Regions from separate parts of the Homo sapiens genome. Here regions 2, 3, 4, 5, 6 and 7 are each linked to region 1. A link is a contact called in ENCODE Hi-C or POLR2A ChIA-PET data. All regions are on one chromosome and are shown on one strand. The core of a region is the stretch at or near the end of the contact, and the rest is flanking DNA. Distances in the headings are between cores, read along the strand shown. Region 1 holds the start of ARID4A (AT-rich interaction domain 4A). Region 2 holds the start of CNIH1 (cornichon family member 1). Region 3 holds the start of HIF1A (hypoxia inducible factor 1 subunit alpha). Region 4 holds the start of GCH1 (GTP cyclohydrolase 1). Region 5 holds the start of SOCS4 (suppressor of cytokine signaling 4). Region 6 holds the start of MAPK1IP1L (mitogen-activated protein kinase 1 interacting protein 1 like). Region 7 holds the start of FBXO34 (F-box protein 34).

Region 1 (2,844 bases), core at 184-2,683:
TGAATACTTTTGAGCAAAATTACTGTTACGAATAAAAAACTGATTCTGCTCGGCTGTTTTCTTACTGAGAAAATTTAGTCCACGTGGATTACTGACGATATGTCACATTTTAAAAATTACTCCATTCTATAAAACTAGTCAATTTTATACTCCAATTCCGCTATTTAAAAATGTGTGTTTCGTTTAACAGAATATAAGATGTTAACAGAAAAAGATCAACGTCTATCTTATCGGGGACGTCCTTTTGTCTAAGATGTTTTCAGTCCCTGCAAAACCACTGTTTGCTTTCAAAAAGTAGCATAAGCCTCGTGCAGAGTGACAGACCCTTGTCTAAGGTCACAGAAGAAGCGTCTGCGCTGGCAAGTAAATTCCTCAGCATCCAGAAAGCCAGCGCTTTCTCCAGTTTCCTCATAGCTTTATCCCGTGAGGAGCACGCGGAAACCTCTACCCATGCAGGATGTTTCTAAGAACCACTTCTTCCCTGTCTTAACTAAGAAGGCTCCCACAGCTGGTGCCAATCAGGTGGAGAACATGGCAAGTCCCCGAAATGCACTTCCAAAGACAGGAAAGATTGCAGTGGGACAGAACCCAGAAAATCTCTCACATTCTCGAAAACCCGAAAGAGAACCTCCAAGAAAGACGTTTGCCTCTCCTCCACCTCTTTATCTCGGCGGGAGAGGAAGCCTCGCCCCCATTCATCCCGCCCCTTCTCCCCACCCCGCCGCAGGGAGAAGTTTACCATGGCTGCCTGCGGCCCCTTCACTTCCGGTGCCGGTGCCGCTAGGGCTGCGCCATCCCCCCAGTCAATCGGACAACCATAGCCTCCAACTGACCTTTCTGACAGCTCTGAGACTCCTCCGGCCACGACTAGGTGCTGTCCTGGAGGAAACGGTGGAGGACGGCCGCACAAAAACCAATCTACCTGATGAAAACTCCGTTCCCTTCTCGCCAGAAACATAAAATGCGATGGAGCTACGGCCACCGCTGCCGAGACAAAATGGCGCCGACAAGCTGGTTTAGCGCAAGCGCCTTGGACAGACCCTGCCCCGCCCCCGTGCAAGCCCCTGGCTGCAATTCTGGGTTCCGTTTCCATGGGACACTCCGCCGCCAATCCTCGTGTCGAACTGCTCTTCCTGACCCCTCAATTCACCAATCAGTGCCCAGTCAAGCACATCCGGAGTCGTCTCTACCAATCATTTCTCAGGACTTGCTTACTCAATAACCAACTCTCCAATAAAGTTGGTTTTCGGAAAAAGCCAATCATAAGTGGAAGATGTCCTACCTGCTGTTTTTCTCACCAATCCATGAAGTTTCACAGCTACATCCAATGAGGACGGCAGGTAGCGAGGTCCTATCCGAAGCTCTTCGGCGTCATGAGCAGCCAATAGGAGTTCGTGTAGAAGCGAGTCTGCTCAACAGCTTGTTATTTGGTGGATTGTGGCAGTAAATCGGGGCGAGTGGGGAACCCGGCGCAGGAACTGCAGCCGCGGCTGGGAGTGGTGCTGCCCGGACGGGGGCCCACGGAGGTCAGAGGGGAGGAGGACTCTGGAGCTGACAGCGCGCACTTCACCCGCAGTTGGTAGGTGGGGAGAGGGGAATCCGGGGATACTGAATGGACGAAGTGGCAGTAGCAGCAGCTGCTGCTGCCCGAGGTCCCGGTGCAGTTGGAAGCTTTGGAGGTGGGGAGAGGGATGCTAGGCAAGTGGCACGGCGAGCGCAAGGGAAGGGGCCAGCCATTGACCAGCGGCAGCAACTGCAGGAACCGCCGCCGCAGTTGCAGCCGCCTCCTCGTCCGCTTCCTCGGGTTCCCGGGAAAATGGCTGTGGGGCTGGCCGCGCCGCTAAGTTTGCTTCCGCGCGGTGAAGAGCGGGCTGCTTGGGGGAGCCGTCCCCCAACTCCGCGGCGCGTCCACCTCTGCGGAGTCCGTGGCAGGACTCGAGGGGCTACGAGCTGATACCTCTCTGGGCTGTACAAAAAGTTGAGGCGGGCGCTGGGAGGAGGCAGCGGCTGCTGCGGTGCGGCTCCCCTCCCCTCCCACACCCTGTCCGGGCCACCTCCCCTCCTCCTCCCCTCCGCCCCCCGCCCCCTCCCCCACGCGGGTCCCCCGGGGCTCTGGCGGCTCCCGGCTGAAGGCCGCGGCCCCTGCCCCTTTGGGTGAAGGAGCGCTTCTCCTTTCTGACATGGTGCAGAGCGAAGGAAGGAGAGCAATGGCGCCGTGACACTCCGCTGCCGCCACCGCGGGCCCGGGGCGGGCCGAGGGGGCCGAGCGGCGGAGGCGGGGCGCGGGCCGAAGTCGGGGTATCCGGGGGACCGCGGAGCGGAGGCTCGGCGGTCGTCTCCGCGGGGGACCTGGGGAAGCCCGAAGGGAGCTCTGGCCTTTTCCGGAGCTATCTGTCCTGGAGCTCCGAGTTGAGCATTCCGGGTCAAAGTGGCCAGCGAGGCGGGGGCGCGGTGGGCCGCTGGCGAGCTCCGGGGCGGAACGGGCTGCCCTTTGGCGCTCGTGGGGTTCTCGCTGCCCCCTCAGCTCCTGCGTCCTGGCTGCCCTCGTAAGGGGTCTTGTCCCTTGGCTGGTGAGGATTCTGCCCCTCCCCGCTGGCGTTTGTTTACTTTCTTTCCCTTGGTCGCTCCCCGCAGTTGACTGATTATGTCTGTGCCTGTCTTTCCCCCTCCCCATAGTTCTAGCGACTGCGAAGATAGCTCGCTGAGCTGGAACCCCACAGATCACCAACAAAAATGAAGGTAAGTGGAGTCAACTCTGCCCCGATCCTCGCGCCCTGAACACTGCCAATCCTAAGGCTAGTGCCGTGGAATGTCATTTGTTTTGCTACTCAAAATTGATGTTCC
Region 2 (2,844 bases), core at 126-2,625, 3.9 Mb before region 1:
TTTCCGACACAGTTAATAGCCTACATAAGTATTCCTGATTACAATAAGCAGTCAGGTCCTAAAATAATTGTAAACATAATCACACTGCTTAGCAAAAAGGAATGGATTTGTGATATGCTTCCACTTTCGAGACTTTTTTGCACAAGACGCTGCTGCTGTTTAATCATTCTGCCCCTCCGTATGTTTCATAGAAATCCTTGTTACTGGCATGATGAAACCTGACTTAAAATCTACGTAAGAGTGAACGCGGTCATTCAAATTAAAAGCAACATTCCAGAAGGCACTGGAATATGGGGAAAAGAGAAGCAAGTATGAGATAAATTTTTAATGAATGATTTCCAGAAGGCTCTCAAGGCTTTTAATTTTGTGCTAAAGCAACAGAAATTCTTATCTCTGTAGAACTATGTCACAGGGAACTTACGACTTTTTCCTTAGAGGGACCAGTAAGGCTGTGCTTCCACCCTGCAATAGTGATGATGATGTGTGTAACAGAAATAAATACTGCCCCAGAAAAGCTTAAGGTTTCTGAGCATCTCAAAATCAAATGAAAACTCCCTCTACTAAATCAAGCAATCCTGAATATAAGGGTGGCTTGGAAAGCTGCCTGTTGAAACTCCAGCGGTCAAAGTATGATTTGGGGGGGAAACGCGCACATGCAATCAACAAAGTAATCAATTGAACTTGCATCAAAGTTCACCAGGAAACAACAATCTGGAAAAAGAGAAAAAAAGTGATTTGATTTGAAGAGCACCGAACAAGTGCTGAAAAGTAGAGTTGGAAATTCACCCTAAGTAGGTTACATTTTGGCCACAGTTCTGTGGAAACCCTAAAAGAAAGTCAATCTGTATTAACAAAAATTCGGAAAACTTCATTCACACTACGGCCGTCCCACCGCGCTGTCGACATCCTCCCCGGGAATGCAGGGCCGCGGGCCGGCAGAGGTCGGTGCGAACGCAGCGCGGAACCGCGGGCGCCCGCCTGGACCGCGGCCGCCCCATCCAGTAGGGGAGGAGTAGCGGTGCGCGCGGCCTGTGCCGAGGCAACGCGGGCGCGTCCACCTGGCGACTGCGCGCCCCGGCTCCTCCAGTACCCGCGGCCCCCAGACCCCTCGCCGCGCGGCCCGTGCCAGCCGGGCCGCATCCCCGACGCGCAAAGCCCCGGCGGCCGTGGCGGCCCGGACCGCGGGCCCGGGGCGAAAAGAGGCTGTGTTGCCGCCTCGCCCTCCTTTCCCCAGCCCCAGCTACTCACGTGCCAAATGGCGAAGAAGATGAGCGCGGCAGTGAGCAGCAGCGCCAGCATGTAGCAGAAGGCCGCGAACGTGAACGCCATGGCTGGGGAGGAGGAGCGGGGAGCGGCGCCGTTGCCAGCGGAGAAAGGCGGCGCAGGGCCCTCTGGGTAAAACCATTCACTTCCCCCGGCCACAGCCGCGACCGCCACCGCTACCGCCGCGGCGCCAGCCCTCTCAGCGCGCCTGCGCACCAGCCCAGCCGCCCCGGCGCCCTCTGATGGCCGGAGTCTGCGTTGCACTGACATTGTCCGCACAGTTGTTGATTGATTTTTCCTTCCTTCTTGCGTTTATTCTTTCAACAAATATTTATTGAATGAATGCCTAGTTTGTTACAGGTACCGCGCTTCTCGCTTCAGATACAAAGATGAATAAGATAGTACCTGCACTGAAAGAACTTAGTATAGTGCCGGAAATGAACACCTAAATAAATAATTACGTTATTATAACCCCGTAAACGGATGTGTGTGGGATGCTCTGAAAGGTCAAAGAAGGACAGCCAGCCCGCCCTGGAGCATTTAGGCAGGATTCCTGCTGTAGGTGTTTCCTAAGTTGGCCTTAGATGATGATAAGTTCTCCAGGCAAAAAGAAGGTAGAACTGGCAGTCCAAGGAAACAGTTCAGAATGAGGAAACGCAACAGAGATGGAAAAAAGAAAAGAAAAATAAAGCTTCGTGTCTCAGGTGAAACCAGCAGCAATTCTGTATTAATGGAACCTAAGTGCAAGACAGTGGTGAGACTTAGAAATGAATTAGCAAGGGATCAGATCATAGAGGGCCTTATAATGCTTCATTACGGAGCTCAGACTTCTTATCCCATAAGCCCAAATTTTTTGCTCACCACACACAACTAGAAAGATTTTTTTCATTGCAACCCAGTGGAATATCATACAGACATCAAGTTATGAAGAGGTGGAAATCTAGTTATAGAGGCAAAGAAATATAGATATGACCAAAACAAAAATTTCACAAAACTGTACTAATGATCCATAAGTACTTTCCCTTCTCTCTTTTGCTACTTGTTTTTAATGCTGGTCTTAACACACAAAATTGATTCAAAATTGATTTAACTTTCCATTACAACCATTTTTAAAAGAAAAAAACTCTATTAACTGATTGCTGCTGATGGAAGAGAAAATCATTGAAGGCTTTTGAGCAAAAGAAGACCATGTTTAGATTTGCATTAAAGATCGTTCACCTAGCAAATTGCGTAGAATAGTTTAGAAGCAGGGTCTGTCCAGTGCTGTGCAATAGAACCTTCTGTGATGGTGAAAATTTTCGATACCTAAACATTGCCCAATACAGTAGCCACTAGCCACATGTGGCCATTGGGCACTTGTAAATTGTCTAGCATGACTGAGGAACTGAACTTTAAATTTCACATCACTTTAAGTAAAATGTGGCTAGTGTATTGGACAGTACAACCTGTACCACCAGGATTATGTGGCACCTGTGTGCAAATTATCAAGTTACTTTTGGCCAGGCACAGCAGCTCATGCCTGTAATCCTAACACTTTGGGAGGCCAAGACAGGAGGATCACTTGAGCTCAGGAATTCAAGA
Region 3 (2,844 bases), core at 175-2,674, 3.4 Mb after region 1:
TTCTTTTCAAGACATAATACATATCATTTAGTGTTGTAGATCTGAAAAAACAAAAGTAGCGTGAAGATCAAAAATTTTCTAAAGAGACGGAGTCTCGCTACGTTCCCTAGGCTGGAACACCCAGGCTTCTCCAGCCTCACACCTCTGAGTAGCTGGAACCACCCTGTCCGCTAAGGTCAATGTTTAATCGTATCTTTGTAGGTCTACTGACCAGTTAAAAAGAGGTGCTGTATACATTGGTTGTTGTCTTGTCAGAGTTTGATGCTTCTATATAGACCATTGTTTTTACATGCTAATACAATTGAAAGCCACTACAGATATTTATATTTACAACCCAAAGCTAGGTTTTAACAAGAAACTCATAAGGCAAAGGTGAGAAGTAAAATAATTTAGCGCCAAGTGGAGATATATGTGCAATGCTACTTTGTTGGGCTCAAAACATATTTTTCTTTTAGAAGACTGACAGGCTTGAAGTTTATGCCTCCAAAGACAAAAGTGATTATGTTTTGTTTAGTAGCTTGCAAAGTTGCCAAAGGCCATTTTTTCTACTCTTTCCCTGAAATTGGTTTATATGCTTATTAAAGTCATTTATACCTATTTGCAAATGCTTAACATAGTTTCAGATTTTAAGATTTCCCTGCAACTTTATTTCCCTTGAAGTTTACAGCAACAGGAGTTCATTTTTATTTTTAATTGCATTTATTCAGTAAGTAAACTCCGCCACAGAAAAACTTAGTAGACAAGGTGAGTTCCCCTGTGCTCCGTGGCAAAGAGTGCGGTGGGTGACATTGACCCATGGTTAGGTAATCTGGTAAGGAAAGACCCCGTTGTAACACATCTGAGCAACGAGACCAAAGGAAGGGCTTGCTGCCACGAGGCGAAGTCTGCTTTTTTGAACAGAGAGCCCAGCAGAGTTGGGCGGCAATCGTGCCCAGCACTGAGGCCGAGGAGAAAGAGAGCAGGAGCATTACATTACTGCACCAAGAGTAGGAAAATATGATGCATGTTTGGGACCAGGCAACCGAAATCCCTTCTCAGCAGCGCCTCCCAAAGCCGGGCACCGCCTTCCTTCGGAGAAGGCGCAGAGTCCCCAGACTCGGGCTGAGCCGCACCCCCATCTCCTTTCTCTTTCCTCCGCCGCTAAACACAGACGAGCACGTGAGCGTCGCAGCCCGTCCCAGCTGTGCCTCAGCTGACCGCCTCCTGATTGGCTGAGAGCGGCGTGGGCTGGGGTGGGGACTTGCCGCCTGCGTCGCTCGCCATTGGATCTCGAGGAACCCGCCTCCACCTCAGGTGAGGCGGGCTTGCGGGAGCGCGCGCCGGCCTGGGCAGGCGAGCGGGCGCGCTCCCGCCCCCTCTCCCCTCCCCGCGCGCCCGAGCGCGCCTCCGCCCTTGCCCGCCCCCTGACGCTGCCTCAGCTCCTCAGTGCACAGTGCTGCCTCGTCTGAGGGGACAGGAGGATCACCCTCTTCGTCGCTTCGGCCAGTGTGTCGGGCTGGGCCCTGACAAGCCACCTGAGGAGAGGCTCGGAGCCGGGCCCGGACCCCGGCGATTGCCGCCCGCTTCTCTCTAGTCTCACGAGGGGTTTCCCGCCTCGCACCCCCACCTCTGGACTTGCCTTTCCTTCTCTTCTCCGCGTGTGGAGGGAGCCAGCGCTTAGGCCGGAGCGAGCCTGGGGGCCGCCCGCCGTGAAGACATCGCGGGGACCGATTCACCATGGAGGGCGCCGGCGGCGCGAACGACAAGAAAAAGTAAGCCCATTCCCTCGGCCCGCCGCCTTCTCCCCCGGCGACCCCGCCCGCCTGCCCGCCCTGGGCTCCTGGGCCGGCCTCGGCGTTAATGGGATTGGGGGGGGCAGCCTTTTTGTTTCTGCTGCTGCTCCCCTCCCCTCTCTTCCCCCAACCTCGCCGGCCGGGCTCCCCCGCTGTCCACGTCGCCATCTTGTCGTGGGGGGTGGGAGACGCCTCGAAAGTGCTTTCAGGGGCCGGGGTCTGAGCCCTGCTTGCCCTCCCCGCCGGCCGTGGGGGCCTCGCGCCGCCCACCTACCCGCCTCAAAAACCCAGCCTGCTCTGTGGCCCCATCCGGAGGGGACTTTACCCAGCCTGAAAACCCCGGGAAGAGAAATGAGCTGCAGCTCGGTAGCCGCGGTTTGCACCCGGAGCTTCCGCTCCTTCCCGCCCCCATCCTCTCCAGTTCCATTGAAAACTCGGCCCTGGGGCGGACCCTGCACGCTGGTCCTGGCTTTCCAGTGGACTTGGGGCCTTGAGTTCCCGACTGAGGGACTCGCGTGGTCGGATGCGATCTTGTCCTGTAGTTGTCCAGCCGTCGCGGGTGTCTTTGCCTTTGTGCATTAGGGATTTGCCGCGATGGCCTTAAGATGCGAACTTTTTAGTTTGCACGTGCAGGTTTTGTTTCGTTTTAATCGCCTTGAAAAACTTGCCTAGACTGAGAGTCAGAGTAATGGGAATTTAGGGAAATGGCAACATTTTAAAGAGAACTTCAGAATTGGATACTTGAGTTCATATCACCTGTCACGAGAACGCAGATATTATAAATGAATATATGCCTCATTCATTCTTCAAATAATGAAAATGTAGGGGCTGGTTAAATTTAGGCAGTTTTAATGATACTGAAAAAAGTATATGATGAGTGAATGAAATGCGGCACTAAAATGTTGCAAAAATTTTCGAACTCTGTCTCATTTTCCTGAAATTGAAGTATATTAAAGGAAAACCGTCAACATATATCTAAAGTAAGTAATCACTCGGTTAGAACTTAATGCAAGTTTTATAAATCACCTTGAAGTTTGAGTCTAAGGGGTACATTAGAGATTAAGAATTGTGA
Region 4 (2,844 bases), core at 129-2,628, 3.4 Mb before region 1:
TGCATCCTACCCACACTGATTGCATCCCCACCCTCTGGGTGAAAAGCCGACACGCCTCAGACGCTAACAGCACCGGGTCAACCCGGCTTTATTTTAGGGTGGGAGGGTGCGGGGATGAGACTGAGTCCTGGAACCCACGGAGCCCTCCGAATCCCGGAGTAGCTTTACTGCTTTTTGCGGGGTTGGGGGTGGGGGGAGGAAACAGATTTCAGCAGCAAACTCACCCAATCAACCTCACACCTCAAACTCCGGGGAAGCCCGTGCCCAAAATTGTGCCGAATTTTGTAAATGTCCTGAACTGGAGTAAACTTGAGGTGGACAAAAAAAAAAGCACAACTCTAAGACTCCGATCCCCTGGCAAATCAGTGGGAATGCAGGTCCCCGAGGTTTCGGGGAAGGATCGCGCCGAGGCTTCAATCCAGATACACACCCTGACAATGGGATCTCAATAAGGAACTACCCAGGAAGCCGTCGCCGCAGCAAGTGCCCAGGTGATCCTTATCGTGGGCAAGTTTGGAACCGCAGGTACCCCGAGAATCCCGCGCTGGGCGCTCAGGCGAGAGGGCTCCGGGCTCCCGTCCACGCCCACCCGGGGCGTTCTAGGAGGGCTGCGCGCTGGGAGCGGGAAGGGCCCCTGGAAGGCGGCTGCAGCGAGTTCCGGGGCTGAGAGGTCGCTGCCACCCAGGAAGCCCCGACTGTGCCCCACGCAGGGCCTCGGCAGGGCGGCAGGCTAGGGCGGGTTCGGAGGTGACAGCGCCCGGCTTCCTGCGCCAAAAGTGAGGCAACTCCGGAAACTTCCTGGAGCCGGCGCGCGTTTCCTGCAAGCACCGCCCCCGCCGCCCGCACGCTCTAGCAGCCCGCGGGCGCACTGACCTGAGATGGTCTCCTGGTAGCCCTTGGTGAAGAACTGCATGGCCGAGGCCGCCCTCCAGGGCGTCTTGAGCAGCCCTTGCCGCTGGGGGTTCTCGCCCAGCGAGCTCAGGATGGACGAGTAGGCGGCTGCCAGGTTAGGGAGGTTCAGCTCGTTATCCTCCTCGCTGCGGGGCCGCTCGCCCTTCCAGCCGTCCGCGGGCTGCGCGCTCTTGGCCTCGGGCCGCGGGGGCTTCTCCGCCGGCCTGCTGGGCCCGGGCCGCGGCGGATCCCGCTCGGGGAACCCATTGCTGCACCTGGCGCCCCGCGGCTTCTCCGCCGGTGCCCGCACAGGGCCCTTCTCCATGGACCCGCCGCAGCCGCTGCCGTTCGGGAAGGACCCCGGGGCGCTTCGAGGTCTGCGGCTAAACTCCGCCGGTGGCCGCGGACAATGGGCTGTGGCCGGAGTCACCTGAGGAAGGTACGCAACCTGCTTAGATCACACTCCGAGCCGGGAGCGGCCACAGGCTGGAAAGCCCGGCCGCGCCTCCTTTTTATGGCCCGGCGGCTCAGCCTGCGCCGCGGAGCGCTCCCATTGGCCGGCCCCGCCTCGCGTCACGGCCCTCGCCGCGCCCCTCGGCCTCCCGCCCCCGGGGTCCCCAGCAGGGGTCGCGGCTCCGGAGACGCCCGGAGGGGTTCGCAAGCGCAGGGAGGGAAGGAAAAGGGCGCCGGCCCCTAGGATCAGGCGGGACCCCTCCACTTATTGCGGAATGAGCCGAACCCGAAAAGAGGCAGTCGTCCAGGAGCTGGGATCTCAGTGAGAAAGACGCGGTCTGGGCGCCCAGTCGCCCCCTCTTCAGGCCAAGAGGGCGCTGCATTGAAGGGCTCCGGTCCCCTCGCCCTGTGAAAGATCAGCAAACAGGTGGCCTTGCCTGGAGAGAGACCGAGTTAAGCCACCGATTAGGAACCAACTCTTAAGCTTTCAAGGCAAGAGAATAATGTGACTTCAGACTCTTGGGTTTAGTTAAAAACGCACCTGCCACCTAGGGGCCAGGTGGCACCGCTGTCGGGGCAAGTGTCACATCAAGTGGCCCTTATGTGGGTCCCTATGTCTAGAAGGATAGGATTTATGGTTGCTAGAACTTTGATCCTGGAAAAATTGATTTGCAAACGAAGATAGGACTTTCACTTAAAATCCATTTCCGTCGGTGGCTCACGCCTGTACTCCCGGCGCTTGGGGAGACCGAGGCGGGAGGATCGCTTGAGGCCAAGAGTTCGAGACCAGCCTGGAAAACATAGCAAGACCTCATCTCTATAAAACCCATCGCATTTTCTAGAAACGCAGTTGTGCAGATTTGGTGCTCAATTGTTTTACAGTTCCATGCAAAGCGTCTTTCCCCAGATGTTGGTACAAATTGTGAAATGCTATTCACCAACTGAACTCTTAACCAGTGACATCTGCTGTAACTGTTTTCTTTGAGATTAATAAATGGACCTTTTTCCTCACTTGAGGGATTATCTCATAATGCCGAAGGTGAGCTTTAAAACATGTATCAAAATAATATTTTTTTTCTTTTTTTTTTTTTGAGGCTCACTTCATCCTCCGCCTCCTGGGTTCAAACGATTCTCCTGCCTCAGCCTCCTGAGTAGCTGGGATTACAGGCACCTGCCACCATGCCCGGCTAAATTTTTGTATTTTTAGGAGAGGTGGGGTTTTGCCATGTTGGCCAGGCTGGTCTCGAACTCCTGACCTCAGGTGATCCACCTGCCTCGGCCTCCCAAAGTGCTGGGATTACAGGTGTGAGCCACCATGCCTGGCCTAATGTAGATTTTCTGACATAGAAGCAGGTATTAATAGGCTTAGGATCAAACAAACCAATAGGGAAGCCTGTGGAATTATTCTATGCTAACAATGTAGCTTGGTCATTATAATAAGTAATTAGTATTTATGATACATCTGCTCTAGGCGCAGCCCCGTTGGAAACATTCAGGAAA
Region 5 (2,844 bases), core at 207-2,706, 3.3 Mb before region 1:
TTGAGCATACCATGATCCCTGGCCCCATTGGGCCTTTACACACAGTATTGCCTCTGCTTACTATGCCAACATCACCACCCCACCGCCACCACCACTCATCTCTTTATACTGCTTAATGCCTGCTCCGTCTTCAGATGGCGTCTCAAGAAACACTTGTCCAAAGAAGCCTTCCCTGACTCCTTTAACTAGATGAGCTTCTCCTCATACATGTTTATCACTGCACATATTACTTGTTTCTAAATACACATTTATTTTTGTGATTAATTTGTGTTCAATGCCTGTCAATCCAAAAAGACCTTAAGCTCAAAGGAGGAAAAGACTGTGTCTGGTTCGCTCTATTCTATCTGTAGTCCCCAGCAAAAGAGACACACAAGTATTTTTTCAATGAATCAATCAACATAGAAGCGACAGTGGAAGCCGTGCAATCGAGCAGTAGTGCGTAAGAATGGGACTTGGAAAGATAAAAGGGACCAGAATAACCGTAGGAAAATATTATAGTTTAGGAATCAGAGGAAAAAATTGTTTTAAGCCGTCAAAAAGTTAAAAAAAAATAAGCAAAAAGGGAAATAGCATCACTAAAGGCATGGAAGGATATCATTCCAAACAGAACAGGCCACTGAATTTGACAAGTAGGCAGTAACTAGTGATCTGACAAAATTAATAATGTAAGATGCAGGGAAGGGGAAAATATATGGAGAGAAGCTCGCATCTTTCCAACTCCTCTGGAAGTACGATTATAACTTTGTCGATATACTACAACTACCATGACGGCCCGAATCAAACAATAATCTAAAGAAATATGTGTGCCATTTTAGATTTCAACATTATTCCTCTATCCGCATGAGTCATTTTTAGCTGACTGCACATATAAAGTTTAAGGATAAATGTTTTAACATTTGCACCTAAAACGTTGTTTCTCAAAGAACCTTACCTCCCAGAATCATCAAAACAGACCTCCGTGTGTCCCTCTGTATGCCCATATCTCATTGGCTTCCGTGTGGCAGGCATGTTTTCCTTTACCTATCTGAAAATGTTTTATAAAAGCCAGTCTTATTATTTCAAAAGAGAAAAGCAGCGAGGCTAGGGATAGGAAGAGAGCTTAGTCTCCTCTAGGGCCCGTTCTCCGCAGCCCGGTTTCCCCCACCCGAGTGACACCAGCGGGATAAGGCAGAGGGTCTGTCAGACAATAAGCCGGAAAGGGAACACGCATCTCCTTGGTGGACGCGGGCAGCCGGAGTGGGGACTCACCCGGGTGACCGAGCCTCCGCCACTGAGGATCCACAAGAGCTGCTTCCCGCGCTTCGGCTCGCTCACCACACTGCGCCTGCGCCGACCCGCCCACGCCCAGCGCAGGTCCCGACAGAGGTCGCCGGGTGGTGGCGTCAGCTGCGGCGCCCTCCGCGTGGAAATTAGCCGGTTGCCCGGGCAAATCAGGGAGGAAGGGAGGGAGCTGAACACGGAAGTGGTGGCGGCGCCCAGGGAACCGGCGGAGGCGATGACCGTGACGGCTGGGTTGGGACCGGAACGCCGAAGCGGGGTTGGGGGTGGCAGAAAAGCATCTGCTTTGTAAGACCTACACGAGGTGCAGGAGTGGTTGGGCCTCCCCTCTCCACTTAAGCAAGCGCCCAGACTGATGGCGATGGTGATGGCAGCAGTTACTCGCACAACCCCAGTTAAGCTGCGCTCCGGGAGGTGAGTGGGGGAAGGGTGGCCGCTGCCTGGCCTCGCAGGCCGGGGTCTTGTTCCTGCCCTCCAGGCTCTCCTCCCAGGAAACAATATCCGGATCCCTAAAAGGATCCGGTCTCTTTCTTGGGGCCCAGTTAGCAGACAGATCTTTGAGCATCTTCTCTGGAAAAGAAGGCGAGATCTTCTAGAGCCTCTAATCTTGGCATCCTTCGTGCCCTCACCTTGTCGCTTCTGTAGAGATAAAGAAGGAATGACTTAATTTCTGTTCCGGTTGGTTCTCTTGGTACCTGAAGGTATAATTAATTAATGCTCAATTAATGCTTATTCTTTGCGACTCTATATATCCGTTATGAAGAAAGTAACTTGTGTTCTCTATTCAGATCCCACCTAAAGTTTACTGAAGTGAATATTTATAACCAAAAGAAGAGTTATAACTTAGTAGCCTTGAGCACTTACATTTGATCCATGCAATATCTGCTAAAGTCTTGGCCACTAAGTTTAAGTTTATGCTTTTCTTGTATCTTCATTCTCCATATTGGTACAGCAGCCTGTGATGAAAACCTTCAGAATGATATTCTTTCATTTGTACTTATCTTTGAGAATTTTTCTGCGTTTTTGTGATACCTTCCAGTATCAATCACATTTATTTTATTACCTGAGACGTTTTTCTGTTGAAGAGGTTTCCCTATTGTTTTTTTCAATCTAGTTCCATTGTGAAAAGTTGCAAACACACAGGCAAACCGTCGTGTTCTTACCGTGGGTGGCATTGTGTGAGGCGTTGTTTTTAGTACTAGAGCTCCAGATAGCCTTGCTAGACGCTGAGGTTTGTATATGAATGAAGAGGAAGAATGATTGGCTTAAAAACAACTTGGGATTTGTGGAAAAATAACCCACTGTTGATCTCCCGAAAGAGCAGTGGTACCAGAGATGATGCTTTCTGAGTGACCTAATTTTTTTTTTTTGGAGATCATTTGTTTTTTGGATAGACTGGCTTATAAATTTTTTCGTTCAAGTAACAATATCATTGGCTAGAGTACATAGAGTTCAAGATGAACTCTCATAATATTCGTCTCTATGTTGAATAAAGCGTGGTGAGATTTCTGGTTAGTACTATTCAGAGCTCAGCATAAGAAGAATCTGCAAATTGGAACAAGTTAT
Region 6 (2,844 bases), core at 96-2,595, 3.2 Mb before region 1:
TGTGTGCTGTGGAAAACATCCAGGGATGTCTTCCTTTAAACAAGTTCATGGTTAAATGGCCACCCACTCACTCACTAATGCCTTACACAAAGCAAGATGCAAGTGTACCACATACTTTTAGGATATTTTTATATCTTAAAAAATGTATATTGGCCGGGCACAGTGGCTCACGCCTGTAATCCCAGCACTTTGCCGAGGAGGGCGGATCACAAGATCAAGAGATCGAGACCATCCTGGCCAACGTGGTGAAACCTCGTCTCTAAATACAAAAATTAGCTGGGCAAGGTAGCGCGCGCCTGTAGTTCCGGCTACTTGGGAGGCTGAGGCAGGAGAATCGCTTGAACCCGGGAGGCGGAGGTTGCAGTGAGCCGAGATCGCACCGCGCCACTGCACTCCAGCCTGGCGACAGAGCAAGACTCCGTCTCAAAAAAAAAAAAAAAGTATATTGCATATATGTATATATTTTGCACACCATATAATTATCACGACATCTTTATTGCTAGTTAGTAGGTTCCTTGACTGGGGTCATGTCATCTGTGCCTGACACAGGAGGTAATGTTTATTCAGAAATGAAGATGGCGGCTGGGCACGGTGGCTCACACCTGTAATACCAGCTCTTTGGGAGGCCGAAGCGGGCAGATCGCTTGAGGCTAGCAGGGTGAGACCCCATCTCTATCAAAAACACAAAAATAAGCCGGATGTGGTGGCACATGCCTGCAGTCTCAGCTACTCGGAGGCTAAGATGGGAGGATTGCTTGAGACCAGCAGGCAGAGGTTGCAGTGAGCCGAGATCGCGCCACTGCACTCCAGCGTGTGTGACAGAGGCCCTGTCTCAAAAACAACAAAAAAGAACATGGGAGAAGAGGCATTGATGAGGAAAAATCTACAAAGAAAGCAAATATCAATTTGTCAAGCTATTTGCAAACGTCTTCCCTTTCCTGTATTAATATTTTCCCTCTCCCCACTTTTGGCCCGAGGATCTGAGTCCTCGGGTCAGGCCGAAATCAGACCGCGTCCATACCCAGCCTCCTTCGAGGCCTAGCTGTAAAAACCGCTGAGCAAAAGGAATCCAGAATCAGCCCTCAAGCAACTCAAGACAAGTTAGCAATTTCCGCCGGGAAGCCGTGAACATCGGCAGCCACTGGCGTTTCCTCCGAGTCCTCGGAACTCCGGAAACTCTGGGAGCTTTTAGCCCGCCCACCAGGGGAAAGCGGCCCGGAGCCGGCGCCAGGTGGAGCCCATCCCCCTAGGCCTGGCGGGCCGCAGTACCGCCAGGGGCCTGCGGGAGGCGCACGCGGCGCGGCCTGAGGGGAGGGGGAGAACGGGCGGAGGCGGTGCGCTCGGCGCTTCCTGTTCCGGCGCCAGGAGGAGCCGCGCGCTGCTGGTGCTGTTGCCGCCGCTGCTCTAGCTGCCGTCAGTCAGGCTGCGCCCGCGTCTTCAGGGCCCAGTCCCTCGGACCCATCGCCGCTTCTAGACCCTACTGCGGTCTCGGATATTGCCGGGTGAGGCTGCTTCGGTACTAGTGGGAGTCGTGAAGGGGAATCGGGGAGCTGGGGTTGCGGAGCCCGCGGGCGCGGCCAAGCGGGAAGCGGGCGCGGTGACCGAGGTGCATCGAGTCACGTCCAGTGCTCGGGCCGTGGTCGCCTGCCTGGCACCAGGACTAAGCGTTTCTATCGGTCGCCTTCCTCCACGCTGCGGGCTGCCTGGGGATCGCCCCCCAGGGAGAAGGTGTCGGAGGCCGCTGACGTCGCGCCCGACGGGTTTCTGGGCGCCTGACGTCAGGTCTGGCTGCGGGGCGGGGCGGGCGCGGGCCGGCCCCTCCCCCACCCCTTCCCGGCGGGCGCGACCCGCTAGGAGGCCGGTTCGCTCCGGTTGATCCCGGACTCCCTTTGTTCGTGCGTCCCTAAACGGCTGCCGGCCTCGCGCCCCTTGGCCCCGATTTCCCCTCTACCCCCACCCTATTACACTCATTCATTAATTTTTAATAAAAAGGGAAAGGCCTGAAAAGATTCTTACAAGAGTCTCGGGCGCTTGTTAATCCGCAGTGTGACAACGTTCTGGTTATGACTTACTAGAGGAATTGCTCACGGATACATTAGATGAATACCCAGGGCAAACCACGAGAAGGGCAGAATTCAGTGATCTCCTTTTTTAGGACTGAGGAGCACATACCTGCGATAGCGTATGCATAGCTGGACCGTTTTCCTCTTTACCTTGAAAAGCAAGAGTACAGCTTTTAATAGGTAAAGATTCCAGTGTTAAAGCATGAAGCCAGGCTCACTCGACCGCAAGAATTTTTTTTAGTTTTACTACTAGAGAAATACACACCTGGGGGTTGTAAAGGTCTGTTTCGAAAAGGAACCCTCATTACAGGCAAAGGTAGCCTTCAGAAACATTTCATAAGTTCTTTGTTCACTGGTGTTCTTTGGGGGAAGAATAGAAATTTTTCATGCTGGCATCTCTGAGCCCACAATGCAAAGCGAGTTTGCTTCAGAAACTTGGAGTGAATTGCAAATATTGGAATGTTCTTTTCCTCACTCCAGGCGGAATGGGTAAAATCCATCCCCAGTCTCTTAACTGAAACTTTTGAAGCTAGTGTGTTTTGAATTCAAAAATACTTGGATTTTATCTTCATCTTTTTAGAAAGTCATGTTAGACGAGAGATAACACCCCCAGCAGAGTGGGGCACCCCATAATCCAACATTAATATTTGCAGCAATAGATGTGAACATTCATTCTAAGTGGGGGCGAATAGAAACTATAAATAGCTTCAGGTCACATTTTGCCACCATGTAAGTTTTGTGCCAAACTAGGGCAGATAAAGATTTATGGACCTAAAAGTAG
Region 7 (2,844 bases), core at 132-2,631, 3.0 Mb before region 1:
TGTACCATATAACACCCTTCCTTAATTTTTTTTTTCCTTTTTGAGATGTGAGCCACCGTGCCTGGACTTCCCCTCTCCAATTTTTATTAAAAATATGTATATAGATAAAGGTCTAGATGGAGATACTGAGTGGTTATTTCTTGGTGATGAGATTATGGGAAATATTTTTATTTTGTTTTTACGTTTTAATATTTAAGATTTTACACATATATTTTACAACAGTAGTTTTATAATTGGACAAAATTATTTTTGTTAAGGACTGGCTAAAATCAAAGTTGCTGGTTTAAGTGTAACTTGGTACAACCTTTTAAAAATCATTTGGCAGTTTGTATTAGTAACTGTGAAAGTGTTGATAGTCTTTTTCACCTAGTAATTTCACTTTTGGGTATCTTTAAAAATCTACATTCATGAAGATGTTCTATGATTTCTTTATAATGGCAAAAAGTGAATGAAGGAAACAAGTTATGTCCAAAAATAGAGAATTACTGCAGTAAATTTTATGTCCACTTAATGTAATTTTATGCAGCTGTTAAACTGGTTATGAAGCTTATGTGGAAATATGAGGAATGCTTATAAAAGTGAAAAGAGGATGCAAAATCGCGTACAACTACTATTACAGTGTAGTAAAATATATGTGATGGGGCAAAAGGTCTAGAAGAAAATACATTGTCCTCATGTTTTTCAATGTGGTTAATATTATTTTCACAATGAAAACAATAATAAGCTTAAAGATTGGGAATCAAAAGTTCCTCACTGGCCCTCTGATTTGAATATAAAGTGTTAAAAATTTATATCCATCATTAACCAGCCCTTAAGCTTCTACAGACTTTAACAGTTTCGTGTCAGCCTCAACGTTTATCTACTTTCTGACCGGTATCCCTGCCATGATTTTCATAGGAAAGAGAGTCAGAAGGGACCTTTCCAATTTTGTCATTTTACAAATTGAAACTCTGAACCCCAGCCTTCCAAGCTAGCAGCAGAACCAGTATGAGGATCCAGGTCTACTAGGTTATCTAATAGTATCTGAGACCATTTACAGCTTCAGGTCCACCCACGAATATTCATAAACTTGACATGTCTGCTGATTGAACCCTGGCGTCACTACCCTTCTTGGCTGGCCTGGGAGGTTTGATTCCTTTCCCTACAGTCGTGCTCAAACTTTCATTCTCTACCACTTGGGGGCCGCAGACGCGTCATCCAGGTCTCCCTTTTCACTTCCCCCTTCCCGCCCCCAGTGTCCGGCAGGGGGCGCCGTGAAACTCTGGATCCGTGGCCCCTCCCCCGGCCAACCGTCGATTGGGCCGGCGCGTGACGTCACTCCGTTTTAGCCAAACAAATGGGTTTCGGGGCGAGCGTTGGGCGCCGCCGCGCCGCGCTGGGTGCTCGGTCCGACTCAGCGGTGGGGAGTGAGCCAGGCCTCCCGCCACCGCTGCTGCCGCCACCACTGCGTCGGGCTGGTGCAGCCCCGGGCCAGGCCGCGGCCGGGGCAGGAGCGCAGGTGGGTCCGGGCCGAGGTGGGGCGTGGCGCGAGGGCCGCGCGACTGGGGTCCGGCGGCGGCCACCGTGGCCGCTCCCCGCCCCCTACCGCCGCCTGCCTGCGCTCCCGGGGCGCGGGGCGGGTGGGGGTGGGGGCGGGGGCGCCGCCCGCGGGTCCGGGGTAGGGACCCGGCCGCCTGCGCCTCCTCCGGTGCGGCTCTTTCCGCGCGCACGGCCCGGGCGCTGAGCGTCCCCGCGGGCCACGGAGGGTCGGGCGGGTAGGGAGCGGGGTCCTGGGTCCCCGCTGAAGCCGAGGAGATTCACGGATAGGCCGTGAGCTTGCACCGGACCGGCGCTCCCACTTACGGGACCCAGGGCGGTGAGGAAGTCAGCCTCTGGACTGGGGTCGCCTCGCCCCTGTCGCGCCCTCCCGGGCTCGGCCACTCTGCCCTTCCCTGCCCCAGCGCAGGTGAGCTGGCGCTTGTCCTTAACCTTCTTCAACGACGAGGCGGGACGGAGGCTCGGACGCCTCCCCAGCCTCTGGGCTGGCGCAAGTCGACTGCGGTTCGTCCTCAGTCCACGATGAAGTCATAGGGCTGTGGGTCCGTGTGTCTGTGACGTCAGAAGATGGGTCCTGGGATGTCACTGCAGGCCCGGGCGGGGACCTGGGCTCACGGAAGGGCCGGGGGGACCCGCAGGGTAGAAAAAGGAAGTTGTCTTCCACGAACGCTTGGAATCGCAGTGGATTTGAATCGAAAGTTGTTCGGTATCAGCATTTTGCAATTTTAATGTAATAGTTGTCAATTTCTTTAACTTCTTGTCCAGCAAGCGTTGCGAGTACAGCTCAGTATAAGACATTTGATTTAGAAAAACTTAAGTCAGGGTAGGAGGTTTTTTGGAGGGTGTAATGTAAAAAGCCTTTTAGGAAGCTAAATTCGTAGTTTGATAGTTTGCAATCAGAATTACTGAAAAAAAAGAGAACCACTTCTAGTGTTGATAAATCAGTTTGCTTTTTTTTTTTTTTTTTAACTGGACATCTATCTGCTTGTTAGCATTTTTTGTTAGAAAATGGCCAGGAGGAGGGAGAGTGGATCTTACATGATTTTTTTTTTCTGTTGTAAAGGGAGGGAGGAGTTTGAATTAATCCAACATTTGTCTTAAATAATAATTACCTGAGGAGTTAATTTATCCAGGTTGTCCCTATCCCACCCTATGGTACCATGCTACCACCCCATGCTACCATGGTTTAGAAGTCAGCAACAAGCTGTTTTCTTGCTTTCTTACTGAGACCCGGCTATAACTTAATATAAAAACATATTCCAGGACCGCTTGTCTGGATAGGTAACTAAAATTTTGTCTGTAGTGCTT

What was found. A loop is a pair of places that touch in the nucleus more often than their neighbours do. ChIA-PET counts read pairs that join two places held with the same protein, here RNA polymerase II (POLR2A). Pooled maps may share reads with other maps.
Region 2: a loop to region 1 is called in a pooled map, with 9 times the contacts of the local background. The contact joins the promoter of CNIH1 here to the promoter of ARID4A in region 1. A Hi-C loop is called at or near these places in 6 of 50 pooled maps.
Region 3: a map of naive thymus-derived CD4-positive, alpha-beta T cell shows a loop between it and region 1 (4-fold over the local background). The contact joins the promoter of HIF1A here to the promoter of ARID4A in region 1. A Hi-C loop is called at or near these places in 1 of 168 maps with a recorded cell type or tissue (naive thymus-derived CD4-positive, alpha-beta T cell) and 7 of 50 pooled maps. POLR2A ChIA-PET finds 5 or more read pairs at or near these places in 1 of 52 experiments (activated B cell).
Region 4: a pooled map shows a loop between it and region 1 (11-fold over the local background). The contact joins the promoter of GCH1 here to the promoter of ARID4A in region 1. A Hi-C loop is called at or near these places in 5 of 50 pooled maps.
Region 5: a pooled map shows a loop between it and region 1 (10-fold over the local background). The contact joins the promoter of SOCS4 here to the promoter of ARID4A in region 1. A Hi-C loop is called at or near these places in 6 of 50 pooled maps. POLR2A ChIA-PET finds 5 or more read pairs at or near these places in 2 of 52 experiments (OCI-LY7 and common myeloid progenitor, CD34-positive).
Region 6: a loop to region 1 is called in a pooled map, with 10 times the contacts of the local background. The contact joins the promoter of MAPK1IP1L here to the promoter of ARID4A in region 1. A Hi-C loop is called at or near these places in 1 of 168 maps with a recorded cell type or tissue (sciatic nerve) and 10 of 50 pooled maps.
Region 7: a pooled map shows a loop between it and region 1 (9-fold over the local background). The contact joins the promoter of FBXO34 here to the promoter of ARID4A in region 1. A Hi-C loop is called at or near these places in 2 of 37 single-sample maps with no recorded cell type and 6 of 50 pooled maps. POLR2A ChIA-PET finds 5 or more read pairs at or near these places in 1 of 52 experiments (GM12878).

What each region holds. Positions count from the first base shown.
Region 1 is chr14:58,297,122-58,299,965 of GRCh38, forward strand. ARID4A (AT-rich interaction domain 4A) reads left to right here and starts at 1,434. Exons shown (of 24, transcript NM_002892.4): 1 at 1,434-1,579; 2 at 2,677-2,739. The coding sequence starts at 2,734. PSMA3-AS1 (PSMA3 antisense RNA 1) reads right to left here and starts at 1,016. Exons shown (of 4, transcript NR_029435.1): 1 at 834-1,016. RefSeq lists enhancers at 664-1,387, 684-1,103, 1,124-1,173, 1,284-1,373 and a silencer at 2,004-2,523.
Region 2 is chr14:54,439,999-54,442,842 of GRCh38, forward strand. It overlaps CNIH1 (cornichon family member 1), which reads right to left and starts at 1,376. Exons shown (of 5, transcript NM_005776.3): 1 at 1,249-1,376. The coding sequence starts at 1,329. RefSeq lists silencers at 850-899, 910-1,269, 1,310-1,579 and enhancers at 985-1,783, 1,660-1,719.
Region 3 is chr14:61,694,089-61,696,932 of GRCh38, forward strand. HIF1A (hypoxia inducible factor 1 subunit alpha) reads left to right here and starts at 1,425. Exons shown (of 15, transcript NM_001530.4): 1 at 1,425-1,751. The coding sequence starts at 1,717. It overlaps HIF1A-AS1 (HIF1A antisense RNA 1), which reads right to left and starts at 1,735. Exons shown (of 2, transcript NR_047116.1): 1 at 1,619-1,735. RefSeq lists an enhancer at 744-1,113 and silencers at 1,184-1,483, 1,784-1,883.
Region 4 is chr14:54,901,448-54,904,291 of GRCh38, forward strand. GCH1 (GTP cyclohydrolase 1) reads right to left here and starts at 1,379. Exons shown (of 6, transcript NM_000161.3): 1 at 874-1,379. The coding sequence starts at 1,216. RefSeq lists silencers at 564-623, 634-683, 1,094-1,733.
Region 5 is chr14:55,025,780-55,028,623 of GRCh38, forward strand. SOCS4 (suppressor of cytokine signaling 4) reads left to right here and starts at 1,457. Exons shown (of 3, transcript NM_199421.2): 1 at 1,457-1,692. It overlaps WDHD1 (WD repeat and HMG-box DNA binding protein 1), which reads right to left and starts at 1,320. Exons shown (of 26, transcript NM_007086.4): 1 at 1,249-1,320; 2 at 932-1,024. The coding sequence starts at 1,008. RefSeq lists enhancers at 1,142-1,669, 1,670-2,196 and a silencer at 1,298-1,347.
Region 6 is chr14:55,050,302-55,053,145 of GRCh38, forward strand. MAPK1IP1L (mitogen-activated protein kinase 1 interacting protein 1 like) reads left to right here and starts at 1,346. Exons shown (of 4, transcript NM_144578.4): 1 at 1,346-1,502. RefSeq lists enhancers at 708-1,397, 937-1,136 and silencers at 1,167-1,406, 1,757-1,916.
Region 7 is chr14:55,270,040-55,272,883 of GRCh38, forward strand. It overlaps FBXO34 (F-box protein 34), which reads left to right and starts at 1,382. Exons shown (of 2, transcript NM_017943.4): 1 at 1,382-1,498. It overlaps FBXO34-AS1 (FBXO34 antisense RNA 1), which reads right to left and starts at 2,039. Exons shown (of 2, transcript NR_184222.1): 1 at 1,843-2,039. RefSeq lists a silencer at 1,434-1,933.